2 separate regions of the Homo sapiens genome follow, and region 2 is linked to region 1. Evidence: read pairs that join two places in POLR2A ChIA-PET (ENCODE). Cell type or tissue: GM12878. All regions are shown on one strand. Each heading gives the region's core, and the rest is flanking DNA. Links, peaks and the distances in the headings are about the cores only.

Region 1 (2,907 bases), core at 259-2,758:
ACATTCTTCTCCTGTATTTTTTTTTTAGTGCTGGAACAGCCTGAAAAATTCAGCTGTGTCTCAATTTTTTTCCCTCATACATTTTTCTATTCTAATATTTAATATTTAACATGTAATATTTTTCTAATTAGCTTTAGATTATTAGAATTCTGATTTATGGCTTGTAGGAGGACACATCTTCTTTCTTCCTAACATTTTATAACATGTGAATACTAGAGAAATTTCATTAGGACACATTAGGACACATTATTTTTCCTGTATGTTCATTTTCTGAGGTCAAAGCCTTACTTTTCGTCCCCAGGTTTCTCCGAAAGAACTGTAGTGTCTGGATTTGTTGGCGTATCCCAGGATCTAACTTGATTTTTGAACTCTCTCCTCATTTTCAGTGCTCGTTGGCCTCCAAGCGCTTGCATAGTAAGCCCCCTCCTCATACACATTTTAAAAAAGGGAACATGGCCGGGCATGGTGGCTTATGCCTATAATCCCAGCACTTTGGGCAGCCAAGGCAGGCGGATTACCTGAGGTCAGGAGTTCAAGACCAGCCTGGCCAACATGGTAAAACCCAGTCTCTACTCAAAATACAAAAATTAGCCAGGTGTGGTGGCGCATGCCTGTAATTCCAGCTACTCTGGAGGCTGAGGCAGGAGAATTGCTTGAACCCAGGAGGCAGAGGTTGCAGTGAGCCAAGATCATGCCACTGCACTCCAGCCTGGGTGACAGAGCAAGACAATCTCAAAAAAAAAAAAAAAAAAAAAAACACACAAAGAGACTCAACAAACACAAGAAATATATTCACTTGTTTCTTAGTAAGAGGAGAGAAAGAGGGGGGACTGTTATGCTAAGCAATGGCCTTGGAGCTTTCAAAACATTATTTAATTTTCAAACCCAACAACCCAGCAAAATAGGGATTGTAAGTTACCCCCATTTTAATGAATGAGGCCCTATCCCACCAGGCAGTGCTGTTAATTTGCCCCAAAGCAAAAAGCTGGACAGGCAGCCTGGCACCAGAATCTGTTTCCAATCTACCACACAGTAGAGCAAAGGAAGCAATCTTGGAAATCACCAATTAGATACTCAGAGAAACAGAGCAGGAAATACACGTGCTTGGAACATGCTTGCAGAGAGACCCACAGAAAAGGCGGAAAACAACTTTACATTTGTCAAGTTTTTTTTTTTTTGAGACAGGGTCTTACTTGTCACCCAGGATGGAGTGTACTGGCTCGATCATTGCTCACTGTAACCTTGAACACCTGGCCTTAAGCAATCCTCCTGTCTCAGCTTCCTCTACAGGCATGTGCCACCACGCCTGGCTAATTCAAAAAAATTTTTTTTTTGTAGAGATGCAATCTCTCTACGTTGCCTAGGCTGGTCTTAAACACCTGGCCTCAAGCAATCGTCCCACCTTGGTCTCCCAGAGTGCTGGGATTACAGGCATGAGCCACTGCACTCGGCCTTCAACTATTTTTTACAAAGATGGAAATGTCAATTCTTTTTTTTTCCAGGCTGGAGTGCAGTGGTATGATCTCGGCTCACTGCAATCTCCACCTCCCAGGTTCAAGCGATTCTCCTGCCTCAGCCTCCGTAGTAGCTGGGATTACAAGTGATCGCTGCGCCCGGCTAATTTTTTTGTATTTTTAGTAGAGATGGGGTTTCGCCATTTTGGCCAGGCTGGTTTTGAACTCCTGACCTCAAGTGATCCGCCTGCTTCGGCCTCCCAAAGTGCTAGGATTACAGGCATGAGCCACTATGCCCAGCTGGAAATGTCAATTCTATCATTAGCAAAAAATGGAATCCCTTCTGAAAAATTATTTGGAGAGTTAAATGAAATTCAACTTAGGAACTAAGTTATTCTACTCCAAATTTACTTGACTCAATTGGAATTATTAACACGTGAAAGACCTACAAGAAATTTATGACTGATGGAATTAAAGCCTAGGAAAAAGAAGTGTATAGCATTCATCTACACACTAGGTTAATGAAGCAGAAGACAAACATGTTAAAAACAGGAAGAAAAAAACTTAGCAAATGCCATGCCAATAGACCATACATTTCTCGCTGCAAACTTACCCCTGGCTAGGTTCTTCATATACACATGATCACAAACATGAAAACCTAGATTACAGGATCCTTTAGACACTAAGGCTCAGAACATTCAACATGATTCAATTTATAAAAATAAAAAATGATCCAAGAATATTCACTGCATGTAGCATCAAGTCTGCTTATTCACTCAAAGTAATGAAAGTGAAATGTTTTCAAGTCCTCGTATATGAAGTGCACTAAAAAAAACCTTCATGCATCTCCAGTATTCTCATGATGGAACTGGCAGGATGGCTAATACTTCAGGATTAAATCAGCGTAGCAAAAAAAAAAAAAAAAAAATTAAAACCTAAACCCCATCCCTTTGTGTGTATTTATACACAAAATATAAATCAGAATAAGTCAGACTTTCTCATTCCCACCAGTCTTCAAAAGATGAACTGATGCTTGGGAAACTGCTCAAGTATTTGGAAGAATGCCAGACACATTTCTATGCTCTCACCTTTGAGAAGACTGGGTAGAAATTACTGATCCAATATTTTTCATTAAAAAAATCTTCTTAATTTTTAAAATGTAATTCTTCTTGGGTGCCACCTTCTTGGGTTTGGGATCCAGTATCCTCCAGACCCGTTAATCAATTTAGTGAGCCCTTTTTCTTTTATTCACCATGACACTAATTGTCCCTTTATTTATTTCAGAACCCACTGCTTACTAATACTTATTTTCTAAAAAGAGTGATTCTGCCTGGGCACAGTGGGTCACACCTGTAGTCTCAGTATTCTGGGAGGCCGAGGTGGGAGCACCACTTGAAGACAGGAGTTGGAGACTAGCCTGGGCAACATAGGGAGACCCTTGTCGCTACAAAAA
Region 2 (2,907 bases), core at 215-2,714, 340 kb after region 1:
GTTAAATGGAGGCCTTGGCCAGCACTTCTGCCCCAGTGTGTGGGAATCCTTTACAGGTGGATGAGGGTGTCCTGTGGAGCACCGACTGGGACTGCCAGAGCCTGCCTGACACTGAGCCGGGAACTGGGCAAACACTGAAGCTCTGTGTGGCTCCTAAACAAGGGTGTGGTGGGCCTGTCTGTCCTGAGTGAGGAAATGTCTCTGAGATACTTTTGAAGCATGTGAAATTGCCATTTTTGTAGGTAAAAATGGTCAAACACTGACAATTTCACGTGGTTCAACCTAATATTAAGAACTAAGAGCACTGCCCTATAGCGTGATCGCAGTGGTGCACCGTGCGTGTGTGTGTGTAACATGTGGAGCTGCAGGTGGGAGACCCACCAAGCTGTCCGCCCCTGGGAGAGGAATCGAGGACTGGATTGGGAAATGTCGCTAGTTTACTCTGAATCAGTATCTTTGGACTCTTGCAGTAACCATGTCTTCATGAATCACTTGAGAATGTAAAAATAGGGACTCAGAAAAGAACTGGGAAGTGAGTGTGGGTCCCTGGCAGCTGCCTTCTCCCCATGAAAGGGTTCTGGCCGAAGTGAAGCCTGTGCGGGTTCTAGAGCCTCGAGGGATGCATTTCCTTCCCACATGGACCAGAGACTGCACGGGGCTTTGGTGGGGTAAAGAGCTCTGTCCGCCTCCACCGCAGAGCCGCTGAGGGCCTGGTCCTTCCACGTCTTCACTGCCCCACTCCCCTGCCCGTCCCCAGGCGTCCCACAGGGAGAGTGAGGAGGCCCTGCAGAAGCGCCTGGACGAGGTCAGCCGGGAGCTGTGCCACACGCAGAGCAGCCACGCCAGCCTCCGGGCGGATGCCGAGAAGGCCCAGGAGCAACAGCAGCAGATGGCCGGTAAGGGCGGCGGCAGTGGGGCCGGGGGTTCAGTGCAGGGTGCTGGGTCTGCATGCCGGCCCAGCCCCACTGCCAGTGCCAGAACTCAGTGGGTTAGGCCTGTTGGGTGAGGGCAGCACGGATCCCTTGACTGCCCCTCAGAAAGTCAAAGAGCAGGGGATTATGCCCAGTCAGGGGCTGGCGGGGGGCGCAGTCAGCCTATAGGCGCAGTCCAGAGGTGGGGGGATGGAGCTGTGAGGATGGGACCTACAGGGGCTAGAAGTGGGGGGCAAGGCCTGTGAGGGCCTGGTGCATGGGAGCAGGGCATATGGGGGTGGAAGGCACTGCTTCCCTCCCAAGCCTGGGTCCGCAGTGGCTGTGGATGAACCAGGGAGATCCTGAGGCGTCTCAGCTAAATGTGTGTTCTGGGCCTTTCTACTCTCCCAGCTCAGTCAGCCCAGAAGGCCAGGCAGGATTTACAAGCCTGTGGTTCCCTTGCTGCAGTCGATCATGGAAAGGGTGACAGGGATGGAGGGCCGAGAGCCCCTGGAGAAAGGGAGCTGAAGGTGCCAGTGAGAGGCCCGTGGCCCTTGGCTCACTGGCGCTTCCCGAGCCCCTCCCCAGGCCAAGCACTGCCGTGGGTGCCGGGCTGGGCTGGACTGGGGGTTACACGACAGAGTCACCTGCAAGGACAGGATTGCACAGCAGGGCCCTCTACACAGGGACTGTGTTCAGGGCAGGGTTGGCAACTGTTTCTGTGAGGGATGGATGGTGAATGCTTCTGGCCAGTCTCTGTCACAACTGCTCAGCTCTGCCACAGTGGGCAAAAGTGCCCGTTAACACCGGGTGAACTGTTTCTGTCGGGGATGGATGGTGAATGCTTCTGGCCAGTCTCTGTCACAACTGTTCAGCTCTGCCACAGTGGGCAAAAGTGCCCATTAACACCGAGTGAACAGAGGGGCCTGGCTGTGTTCAAAGAAAGCTTCATTGATATCACTTGGAAAAATGGAGGTTGGGAGGCACGGCCCCAGCTTCCCGGCCCCTGCTCCAGAGGGCTGGGCATGGCTTTAGATTGCGTGGTCCTGGAGACTCTCTGAGGCAGGAGGGGATGCATGGCAGAGGCCAGCACAGGGCCCGGAGGTGGGAATGAACTGACTTGGCCTATGTGAGAAATGGGCTAACAAGTGTGGCTGGAAGGAGAAGGCTGGTGGCGGGGCAGGGCCAGGTCACCCTCCCTCTGAGGAGCTTGGGCACCGTGGAAGGTGTGACAGAAGTGCTTGGGGCAGGAGATGAAGTCGTCTCATGTGCGCTTCTGGACACTGACACCAGGTGGAGAGCAGACCAGAGGGGCACGAGTGGCCCATGGAGACCAGGGATGAGGCCTTGCAGTTGCTGAGGCCCAAGGCAACAGGGCAGGGCCCAGGTGGCCGCAGAGGTGCTAGTGAAGAGGGCAACTTGACAGATGGCGGGTGTGGGCTCGTAGGCTTCGGCAGTGGGCGAGGGAGGAAGATGAGGAGTCCTGGGAGGTCGGGATGTTGGGTTTGCGTTGTCTAACTAGAGCTTCATTTAGAAGAGGCAGATGGCAGAGCCTGGGGTTGGGGAGAGTGCAGCCTCAGAGGCACGAAGATGACACTTAGACCCATGGGACTGTCTGAGGTGACCTGAGGAGGAGGACACCTCAAGGGGAGAAAGGGGCCCAGGGCAGAAGAGTCACCCCCTGGCCTTTCTCGACTGTGAAGAGGTCTTGGGGGTTGAGGGGGACCCAGCCAGGGAGGTGGGGGAGGTGTGGCAGTGGGGTCCACCTAGCCACTTTCTAAGGAACTTCTGGTCTCAGTAAGAAAAAGAGTCTTCTAGAAGATGAATCTTTAAAAGCCTCAGCTGGAGTCCGTTTCCACTCTCTATCATTTTCTCATGAGTGTCCTGAGAGCATTGCATTCTACCCTGACGGTTCTCAGAAGTGATGCCAGAGTGGCACTTTCTTCAACCGCTAACAAGAGGCCCCAGTGGTCAGTAGTATGTCTTAAGAGCCCCA

What was found. ChIA-PET counts read pairs that join two places held together with the same protein. Peaks named below come from ENCODE experiments on the same cell type or tissue, not always from the same donor. Only the 100,000 strongest peaks of a DNase experiment are listed, where the experiment ranks them.
Region 2: POLR2A ChIA-PET joins it to region 1 with 5 read pairs; 7 of 35 experiments call an interaction of 5 or more read pairs at or near these places.

Annotation. Positions count from the first base shown.
Region 1 is chr20:17,971,912-17,974,818 of GRCh38, reverse strand. The region is part of intron 2 of MGME1 (mitochondrial genome maintenance exonuclease 1); the gene reads right to left. Among named protein-coding and RNA genes, the nearest start is that of MGME1, 4.3 kb to the right of the region's middle. In GM12878, for the core only: no CTCF peak of the experiment used is centred there; no DNase peak of the experiment used is centred there; H3K4me3 peaks cover 2,500 bases; H3K27ac peaks cover 2,500 bases.
Region 2 is chr20:17,627,812-17,630,718 of GRCh38, reverse strand. RRBP1 (ribosome binding protein 1) reads left to right here. Exons shown (of 25, transcript NM_001365613.2): 9 at 758-896. Among named protein-coding and RNA genes, the nearest start is that of RRBP1, 53 kb to the left of the region's middle. In GM12878, for the core only: no CTCF peak of the experiment used is centred there; no DNase peak of the experiment used is centred there.